Linked DNA regions of Homo sapiens: region 2 is linked to region 1. A link is a loop called in an ENCODE intact Hi-C map of the cell type or tissue named here. Cell type or tissue: PC-9. All regions are shown on one strand. Links, peaks and the distances in the headings refer to the core of each region. The heading gives the core; the rest is flanking DNA. Region 1 has its middle 41 kb from the start of ZNF326. Region 2 overlaps LRRC8D (leucine rich repeat containing 8 VRAC subunit D).

Region 1 (5,387 bases), core at 279-5,278:
TTCTTTCTCTTGTCACAGTGTTTTTAATTGGTTACCAAATAGCATTCTAAATAAAAAAAAATTTTTTTAATTATTAGCATACATTTTACCACTTATCTGTATATTATACAATGTTCTTTTAAAATGCAAATATGGCCAGGCAGGGTGGCTCACGCCTGTAATCCCAGCACTTTGGGAGGCTGAGGCGGGCGGATCACAAGGTTGGGAGTTCGAGACCAGCCTGGCCAACATGGTGAGACCCCCCCATCTCTACTAAAAATACAAAAAAAATTAGCCGGGCATGATGGCAGGCGCCTGTAGTCCCAGCTACTTGGGAGGCTGAGGCAGGAGAATCGCTGGAACCTGGGAGGTTCAAGTGAAGGTGAGAAAGAGAAATCAAGAATGTCAACTAGATTTATGTTTTGATCAACACATACCAGGTGACACCATTTCCTGAGAGGTAAAACAGCAACAACAAAAATAACAACTTGTATTTCAGACAAATAGAAAATTATGAAGAATAACTTAACTTCTAAAACATTCATTTGTATGTATGCTGATGCAAATTTCATTTAGAATCTGACGTTAAAATGAAGAGAGAAGGGCAAATGCATCTAAGACTTTAGAATATTTTTGGTAATAATGTGTTAGGTAAGAAAAGAATATCTGGATAAGCGATGTAACTACTCTGGCAAATGATGTTTTACATTATAATGCAAGTTAAATAGACTATTTTGCCTATGCCTGGAATTTTCCAGTGGAGGTAGATGATTTCTTAGAACAGGGATGAGTGGAAAGTTAGGGTATTTCTGAAGACCCACTAGTGAAATAGCAGTGTTTCTCCCTCAGAGATTGTTCCCTTTTTGATTCCTATGACTAATTCTGTCATTTGCAGGAGTTTAAGAAAAAGTTACATTTTTTTTCCAGCTATGTCTCTAACACATTTTTCTGGCACTGTTTATAAGCTCAAATTTCCAGTTGAAAGGATGGTTAAGATTGAATTACTCTTCAAATTCCTTTTTCCTTTCACAGTTGTTTTTCCTTGACGAAGTCTCTTTGTCACTATCAAGGTTAAGTGAAGTCACTATTGAAGGAAAGAACAGAAGGAATTTGGAATGCTTTTCCATTAACTTCTGAACCACAGTGACTTATTCCTTGAGAATCTCCAGTAAGGCTTAGGGTCTTTCGGATAAGTCATTTTGGAGAAATGTTTTCTTCTTTTGCTGTTAGGTTGACATGGCAAAAGAAATAATATTATTTGTGTTAACCTTTGTCCTAGTATGTTATTGCTCAAAGCAAGGTTGTAGATACCATGAGAATTATGCCTAAATGATACAAAATTGCATTTTCACCACCCAGTACTGCACATGGCAGATATTTGGTAGGCATTAGTTGAATTACAAATTCCAAGAATCTGCTAGAAATCGTAGATTGGTTCCTTTCATCTTGCAGATAGCGTGATGGAAGAAGAGGAGTTGAAAGCTTTTAGCTCCTAGGCAAAAAGTCACATGTTGTTTAGAAATCTCACTATTTCCTCTGAAATTGAAGGCATCATATTTTTAAGGACATTTTGTAGAGCAAGGCCCTGAATCTGAAACCACCTTTGCAGAGATTATGATAGCGAGACCAGTCTAGCATGGCTGACTCCATCTTGCTTCTAGCCTCACAGCCTGGCTGTCTTTCCTCATTGCTGGGCATAGACCAAGCTAACCATGGGAGGAATTTAGTCATATAGTCATAGTTTACCTTTTTTTTTTTTTTTTTAACTAAATAGGGATGAGGTCTTGCTATGTTGACCAGGCTGGTCTCAAACTGCTGGTCTCAAGCCATACTCCCATCTCGGCCTCCCAAAGTGCTTGAGATTACAGGCATGAGCCACCACTCCCAGCCTATAGTTTAACTTTAAAGCAAGATGATAATAGTCCTTTTCTAAAAGTAATCTCTTTATTAACAGACTGAAACCACCTTTGTAAGACTGAGAGACCACAAGATTAAGATTATGGGAGGGGCCTGAATTCTGCTAAACTACAGGCATATTTTATATAATCCTTACTGCTCAGGAGTCATGTGGTCAGAGTCATGTGGTCACAAGATTTGTGACTTCCCCAGTTGCTCATGTAGATAACATCACTAATGTAGAACCTAAAATTGGTCTTTTGAGATACTTTTCAGATTTTTACATTCTGGCAACTGATTGACCTCACCCAGACCTGAGGCTCAGGCTTCAGCCAGTCCTGTGGCCCCACCCAGAGGCTGACTCAGTGCACGTAATTGTTTTCCACACCCCTGTGATTTCATTCCTAACCTATGAGCAGCACCCCTTCCCTTGCTCCCTACCCACCAAATTATCCATAAAAACCCTGGCCTCTGAGTTGCTGGGGAGACTGATTTGAGTAATAACTTCAGTTCTGCTTGGCTGGCCTTGTGTTAATTAAACTCTTTACTGCAATAATACTGTCTCAGTGAATTGCATTTACCTGTGCAGTGGGTAAGAACCTGTTAGGCAATTACAAATCCATAAACATAGCCTTTATAATTATCTTGCTAATTCTGTATGCAAACTTCTTTAAAATTTTTTAAAAATTATTTATTGTTTTTATTTTACTTTATTTTATTTTTATTTTAGAGAAAGACAGGATCTTGTTCTGTCACCCAAGCTGGAGTACAGTGGCATGATCATAGCTCACTGTAACCTTGAACTCCTGGACTCAAGCGATCCACCTGCCTTAGCCTCCTGAGGAGCTGGGACTACAGGTGTGTGCCACCACACCTAGCTAATTTCTTTCTTTCTGTCTTTTTTGGAAAAAACAGGGTCTCGCTATGTTGCATAGGCTGGTTTTGAACTCCTGGCTTCAAGCAATCCTCTCATCTCAGCCTCCCAAAGTGCTGGGTTTACAGGCATCTGAGCCACCCCACTCCAGTTATATGTAAACTTTCAAGTTTCTATTTAGTTTGCTTGGCAGGATAAGGGAGATCCTCCCCACCCCCACTCCATCTAGGGAGAGCTTTTAGGATAAAAAAAACTCTGTGGTAGGAAGTAAACAAACATTCTCAACTGACAGACTTTTGAACTGAAAAGGGCCAGGAAGACAACAGAAACTCCTTTACCACAATGATATAATAGGGTGAAGTGAAGAACATATTAATATGCTGGGAAAAAAAAAAAAAACCCAGGCATGGGGCTAGAGTACATGCCTGTCATCCCAGCTACTCAGGAGGCTGAGGCAGGAGAATCACTTGAGCCCAGGAGTTGGAGGCCGTTCTGGGCAACATAGTGATATTTCAGCTCCAAAAATTTAAAAAGCCTGAAAAATACTTTGCTCCTGTGTTACTGACCCCCATTGTCTTTGAAAGATGAGCAATACTGATTATGGGGAAATATTTGTCCTTAGGTATTTCAGGAGGAAATTGGCCTCAGCCATCAGCCCTCACTGCCCAAGGGGGAAAAGCATTTCAAGAAGTTCCACTACAGGGGTAGCCACATTCCTCCCACTTTAGAGTCAGCAGAAGGATAAGCCAAGGGAATCTGCCTTTAACACTCAGCAGAAGCCCAAGGCATTCATCTTTGCACTTCATAAGAAGAGACAGCAGCAACTGGGACCACTTTCTCTTTTTGAGAATGGGACTGATTTCTGAGGCAAAGGGATGGGATCATTAGAAAAGGAATCTCAGAGGGAAGATCGAAGAGGAGGACAGCAGAAACCTGAGGAGACAGAGAGCAAGGTAACAGCCATTTGGGATATCTTGTAAAGGTCTAAATTGTGAGTCCTTGTCCCGTCTGCTCACCTCCTTTCCTCATATGGTCGTAGGGAGCAGGTTACTCAGAGAGGGTTATAACTGTTGGTCCTCCTCTTCCGAATGATTTTGCAATGCTTATCTACATTTTTTTGGAAAAGATTAGTGTCCAGAGGGTGTTTGAGCTTGCGGAAATGGATGCATATGTGTTTGAGAAACAAATATCCTGATCAGTTGGTGGTCCCTAGCAGAGATGGGTCCGAGAGGGTTACAGGCCAGACTCCCCCCCATAACTAAGATAAGGAGGAGTTTACTGGTGTTGGGGCTCAAAACACAGTGCCCTAAAGTGTGGTGCTTTGGCATGCTGAGTACTTTGAACTGAAGGAGATTGCAAGGGCCTCAGAAGCAACATATTTCCGACCTTCTCCCACCCTCCTATCTCCAGACTCTCTTTCTCCCCTGAAGCAACTCATAAAACCAGAATAAGTCTTCCTCAAGATGGGTCATAGAAATTCTAACTCCTCTCCCCTGAAGCAGGCCATAAAACCTAGAAATGTCACTCTCTGACATTCTCCCCTCTTCCCTGAAGACCTTCATGTGACAAGTGTCTTGTGCTATACCCAGAGCTACATAGGGGGCCAAGAAGAAGCAGAACAGACAGGCCTTGCTGCATTCCCCTCAGTTGATTACCATTATTGCAGCATACCCTTGTTGTCCAATCTCATTTCTACGTGACTGTCCATTTGTCAGCAAACCTAAGCATAAGAATACCCAGCTTTTCCTGGGTCTTTGGTTCTTCATTTCTGAAGTCTCCCATGTCATTTAAAACTTTGTTAAATAAATTTGTCATGCTTTTCTCTTGCTAACTTGTCTTTTGTTATAGAAGTGTCTGCCATGACCATTGTGATGAGTGACGAAGGAGTATCGTACCTGTTTGTCCCTCCACAGGCTAGCAGATGACTCGCTAATCGTAGGAGACAAGCTATCTCCTTTGCCTTGACTAAACCTTGAAAACTAGCAAAACTCATCCACATAGCAGAATAGGAAGGCATTCCTGACACACCTGGGTCACATGAGATTTAATTGTTTTTATTACAAGGCCTTTTGTGAGGTCTTGCAAGCAGTGGGGAAATTACCAACTGGACTACTATTTCTTTCACAAATGCTAATTAAATGCCTTTAGGTGGCAGACTCTTTTCTTTTTTTTTTTCTTCTTGAGACAGAGTCTCACTCTGTCGCCCAGGCTGTAGTACAGTGGCAAGATCTCTGCTCACTGCAAACTCTGCCTCCCGGGTTCAAGTGATTCTCCTGCCTCAGCCTCCTGAGTAGCTGGGATTACAGGCAGGTGCCACCATGCCCGGCTAATTTTTGTATTTTTGGTAGAGACGGGGTTTCACCACACTGGTCAGGCTGGTAGGTGGCAGACTCTATGTCAAGTTCTATGCAAATTAATTGTTTTTGGTCTCTGACCTTAAAGATCTCATAATCTACTGAGGAAGACAACCATGAAGAGATAATTCAATTTAATTCAATTGGATTGAAGAAAAGACTGAGAAACAAAGACTGGTCAACATAGTGAGACCCCGTCTCTACAAAAACTAAAAAAAAAAAATGAGCCAGGCACAACAGTATGCACCTGTAGCCCCAGCTATTTGGTAAGCTGAGGCAGGAGG
Region 2 (5,387 bases), core at 90-5,089, 88 kb before region 1:
TGATTATGCTTCTTTTTTTTTTCCTCCTAGCTTTCAGAGAGCTCATGGAAACCAAGCCTGTTTATTTGAGATTTTTCTGTTGCAGGGTAGGCCAGACATGAATTTCCTTTCATGTGATATTTTCTGTGGTCTGTGTTATTTAGTTCTTCCTTTGTTTTCTTGTGCTTTGGTGTGAAGAAAGAAGATGCCCTGTTTATAAAGCCTTGGTCTTTCATGTATCATGCATTCTTAAACTAATTCCAGTTGCTCTGACCCTTTGAGATTTTAAAATTGCTTTGTTCCGGTTTTTAAGTACTTTTGAAATATTAAAAATGTTCATGAGGGAGTGGGTCATGGGAAAAATTTCCCAGGGTTGTTTGTTCTTAGAAAATTGTGAATTTGCATGGAGAGGTTTTATGCTGGGTTAAATTCTGCCAGGTGCATTGGTCACTTGAACTTGAGTCTGGTTCTTTTGATATTTAAATCCGTGTTGTTATGGCATAAAGTGCAGAGCTGGAACCTCTTAAAACTAAATGCCTGCTATGTTGAGCTCTTGCCCCATTGTCCCATCAAAGAAAGGTCTTAACCAGTACTTGGGTTTGCATTGAGGCACCATGTCAATAGTGAGGATCAAAAGATTGGTCTGTTCTGTTTTTTGTCTTTGAACCAAGACTTTCCAAAAAGAACATAGACTTGTTTTGAATATTGCCGCCTCTGGGTGTGAGTGATTATGCAAGTCAGTAGCATTTTTGTTTTTTTGTTTTGAAAAAACTGTTCAACATAGATGCAGAGGTAAGAAATTGCAAGAAAAACAAAAACACTTTTTCAAACTTGTACAAAGCCATCTTTGAATGCAGGTGGTCCTCAGTTTACAAGGAGTTGTAATTCTTCCTTCATCTGATGAAAGACACCACTATCCACCAGTTACCATTTGAACACTTTCCATGATGTATCCTTCTCATTTAACTCCCAGATGCAATGAAGTGCCAAGCCCTCTCAATTCTATCTTAAATTTTATCTGGTATCTCTTAACTGTGCTGTGGGCTGCTGCAGTCCACAGCTCCAGTTGCGGCCTCCATCATGTTTTGCCTGGACTGCTGCAGCTGCCTCTGAACTCCAGTGCTCTCTATACATTGGAACCTTATGTCAGTGACCTCCTTAACACCCTCCAGTGAATTCTCATTATCCTTGGAACTCCTTAATAAGGAGTTAAAAGCCAGAGTCCTTAAGACATCAAGACCTTGCCGCAGGAAACCTCAGCCTCCATCTCTAGTCTAGAGTACTAGCTTTACCTACCCCCGACCCCTCACCATCTTCCAGACACAAAAAACTTCTTCCTGTACTTCTTATTGGCTAAGTTTTCATGACAATAAGCTTTGACTACAGGGTATGTCTGATGTCTAGCACACTTTTTCCCCTTCTGCTCCTTCACTTTTGTTTGGGTAACTCCTGTGTCTTCTTTTGGTTTTAATGTCCTTCCAGAAGCTGTCTAACCCCTAAACTGGATTAGGTCCCCTTGCTGTTTCCATAGAACATTTTACATCTCCAACATTTCACTTATTACATTGATTTGCCTTTTCTAATAGATTTCAAGCCCCATAAGGGCATAAATATGTCTATCTTGTTTCCCACTGTATCCCAATACCCAGCACACAGTAGGATCTCCCGTGTTTTTGAATGAATGTGGTCCAGATCATTCCCTTATTATTACTTGTAGTAGTGCTTAGCACACAACCTGTGAATGAATTTCATTCCTTTAAAGGGAGTTTTCAAAAACCATTCTTGTTGATTACTTTGCTTAATTGTACTAAATATGTATAAACATGAAATTATATATATATATATATATATATATATATACTTTCTGTGCTTATAGTTTTTATAAAACTATTAAACATTTTAAAATCGCAAATACAAATAATATATTAAAACCTTTGAAATTTAAATTAATAAGATGAATGCTTTTTTGCCAACACTAAATCACTTATGTTGATTTTTTAAAATATGAAGTTGTTCCATTGGGTCCAAATATGTACTTAAGGCATATGAGTCTTTTGACTGATAGTAGTAATGTAGAGAATACTTATTTGCATAAATAAGTTATTCAGAAGCACATTATGAACTCGAAAGCCTTGCTTGCTAGCTCAGGACTATCAGAACTTATCAGATCGTAAATCTGCCAGTGAATAGTTCTTTAGTTACAATTTTAATGATTTTAATGACTTACAACTTTTTTGTTAGAGCTGTAAATGTCCTGTTCATTCAAAGATGATGTTACCATTTCAGAATTACTGACATCAACTCCAAATATATATCTAATTCAACTATTGGCAGAATCAGGAACAGGAATATGTTTGTAAATTTTAGTTCTTAGAGATATGGAAAATTTTTAAGGTTTTCAGCATGCAGCCAAGTGTCAGACTGTTGAAGGAAGTCAATAGATTATAGAAATGACTCATTCAGATTATTTTGAAAACAACTTGAACAGAACTTTTTGTTATCATTGCCTCCTCTTTATAATTTTTGAATTGCTGAAACAAAACCTTTGCTCTACAATACCTGCATGTGTAGCACATACCTTCATGTCATTTGACCTTCCCTTGGTGTGTTTCTGCAGATTATGTATCAAGTCTGCCTCTGTCCTTTCCTCATCAGCCTGAAGCAGTTACTATAGTACATTCCTTCACTGTTTGTCATTTTATGGTGCCATGAAATTAAAGTCTTGCTCAATGACAGTCTTAAATTACATTTTATCATTGCCGTGTGTGCTTATCAGCACCCCAGGAGTACTGATCACTGATGAGGAATGCTTGGTGATGTGGCAATTATAAATACACACTTGGGCATGGTATTGCTAAGGGGGTCATTCGGATGGTCCAGTGTGCATTTATATCAGTTTCCTTTAGATTAACATTAAGATGAAAACACAAATTGAAAGATTATTCTGGAGAAGTCATAGACTCTTGAATGTGTCGGTAGTTTTTTAGAGATCCTTAGACCCCTGTTTGAGAACACTTGCTTACAGCATTCATAGACTGTGTACAAAAATACAGCCAGATTATTGTGTTTCTGGAAGTGTTCTGGCGTTTCTAGGCCATTCCTTTAGTTCTCTACTTTTCTTTAGCCTTTGAGCCTATCCCTACATCTTAGAAAACCCCTTCTTGGTGAGAGGAATGTCAAGCTTTGTTTTCTGGTCTCACGAAGGCCCGATAGGCTCTCTGTTGGGGTCTCTCTCTGGCTATTTCTGGTTACCTAGGTAACCCTGCAGCCCATCCCCTCAGGAGCATGGAGAATACACACCTGTTGAGGAGGGAATAGAGAGAGCAGGGCAGCAAGGAGAGTTAAGGGCGGCATGAGGATTTCAAGTGTATCAATCAGATAGATACTTACACTTAACATTAAAAGGAAAAATCGGTGTGATGTCGACCCCAAAGTCGAAGGTATTTTATTAAGCCAAACATCATCAGGGTAGCAAGTCACTTAGTATTTGTGTATTTTTTTAACTGTTTTATTGAGATATAATTCATATACCATACAATTGGCCCACTTAGAGTGTATAATCCAACAGTGTTTGTAGTACATTTAGAATCATGTGACCATTACCACATCAATTTTAGAGCATTTTATCACCCGAAAAGAAACTCTGTCCCCAGTTAACATCATTCTCCATCCTTTTCAGTCTCACCAGCCCCTGACCAACATTAATCTGTAGATTTGCCTATTAAGGACATTTAGAATAAATGAAATAATACAATATATACTTTTTCATAAATTATGTAGTCACTTTTTGACTGGCTTCTCTCATATTTTTAAGGTTCAGCTACACTGCAGCATGTGTCAGTATTTCATTTCTTTTTATTGCCAGATCATATCCCATTGTATAAATATGCCAGATTTTAAAGTGTACCATTCTGTAATGTTAAGTATATTCACATTGTTTTGAAACAGATCTCTGGGACTTTTTCATCTTACAAAACTGAAACTATATACTCCACATTTTATTTACCCATTCTCATAGATTGGGTTGTTTTCCACATTTGGGCAGTTGTGTATAATACTGCTGTGAACATTTGTATGCACGTTTTTAGGTGGAGATATATTTTCATTTTTCTTGCGTGTATTCTGCCTAGGAGTGGAATTGAAGGGCTAGTCATCTGGTTATTCTTTAACATTGTGAGGAACTGCCAAGCTGTTTTCCAAAGTGGCTGCACCATTTTGCATTCCCACCAGCAATGTCGTTTTTGATTTGCATTTTTCTAATAACTAAGGATGTAGAACATCTTTTCATGTGAAGACATTTAATTAAAATGTTTTCCTTAAAATAATGTTTTACTAGATTCTCAGGGTTATAACTTAGAAAGGAAACATCCTTTTAGAATTCTTCAAGGATACTAATTGTAACCCAAATTATGAGGATTGAAAGACAAAGAGTAAATGGCTGCCCTCATTGTAAGGACTGACTGTTGGCAGGTTAGGTTTTAAGTAGAAATGGTTTAGCAGTCTCATTTTCAGGAACATACTAAATGGAGTCCTGAACTGGGTTATCTGTGATAAGCAAAGGAGGAAAGAGAAAAAGAGGCAGATGGGCCAATGTAAGCCATTCCCTTTCAAGATGCTCAATTACTAGCACAATCAAGCCAAAGAATGGCCTTCAAATGATGAGAAAATACATAAGCCATCTATACATTTTCTAGTACCTTGTTTGGTGTCTGGCACAAAATATTTATTCTGGGTTTTGAAGAAGATAGAACCTTGAATGCAGCTGACACACCAAGATTTTGAATCATAAAATGTAAGGATTAGAAGCTAATGATTCCCACAGGAAACATTATAATAAGTAAAAACAGGCTGCGCAAACCGTCCCTGGGTTAAATTCTTAAAGCTACTGGGCTCCTTCAGATTATGCAAATTTCTTCAAAACTACATCTGATCTCTCCCATGATTCCCTCAACACATGCATGAAAGGTATATGTGAATTCCATGACACGAATGAGGTTTATTTATGTAAATATACCTCAGCATATTCCCCCACCCCCCACCAAATAAGGCACATCAATTTTTTACAATAATAAAGAGCTAATTGTTGAGTTCTAACTATATGCCAGGCACGTGCTAAGCAGTGTACATTGTGTCATTTAATTGACATAGCAACTCGATGAAGTTGATCCTACTCTTATTCCTGTATTACAGAAAAGGAAATTTAGGTTCAGCAAGACCAAGTAATTTGCCCAGTATCATACCAGCTCTAAAGAGGCTACCGGAGGATTCTAGGCTTCTGGTCAGTGCTCTCAACCACTGAACACAAAAATGTCTTTCTTATTCCTTTTAGTCTGCTGCAGTAATTGGGAGGATATAGAATAACTTTTTAAGTATTGACACTGTATTTTTTGTTGTTGTTTTTTTGTTTT

What was found. Hi-C counts contacts between places; a loop is a spot of excess contacts. Peaks named below come from ENCODE experiments on the same cell type or tissue, not always from the same donor. Only the 100,000 strongest peaks of a DNase experiment are listed, where the experiment ranks them.
Region 2: a loop joins it to region 1, with 7 times the contacts of the local background. A loop is called at or near these places in 3 of 110 quality-filtered maps.

What each region holds. Positions count from the first base shown.
Region 1 is chr1:89,951,167-89,956,553 of GRCh38, forward strand. No RefSeq gene overlaps it. Among named protein-coding and RNA genes, the nearest start is that of ZNF326, 41 kb to the right of the region's middle. In PC-9, for the core only: no CTCF peak of the experiment used is centred there; DNase peaks (open chromatin) are centred at 2,255, 2,995, 3,405, 4,315 and 3 weaker places; H3K4me3 peaks cover 1,966 bases; H3K27ac peaks cover 4,937 bases.
Region 2 is chr1:89,863,522-89,868,908 of GRCh38, forward strand. All of the region lies in intron 2 of LRRC8D (leucine rich repeat containing 8 VRAC subunit D), which reads left to right. Among named protein-coding and RNA genes, the nearest start is that of LRRC8D-DT, 44 kb to the left of the region's middle. In PC-9, for the core only: no CTCF peak of the experiment used is centred there; a DNase peak (open chromatin) is centred at 2,680; H3K4me3 peaks cover 1,130 bases; H3K27ac peaks cover 4,155 bases.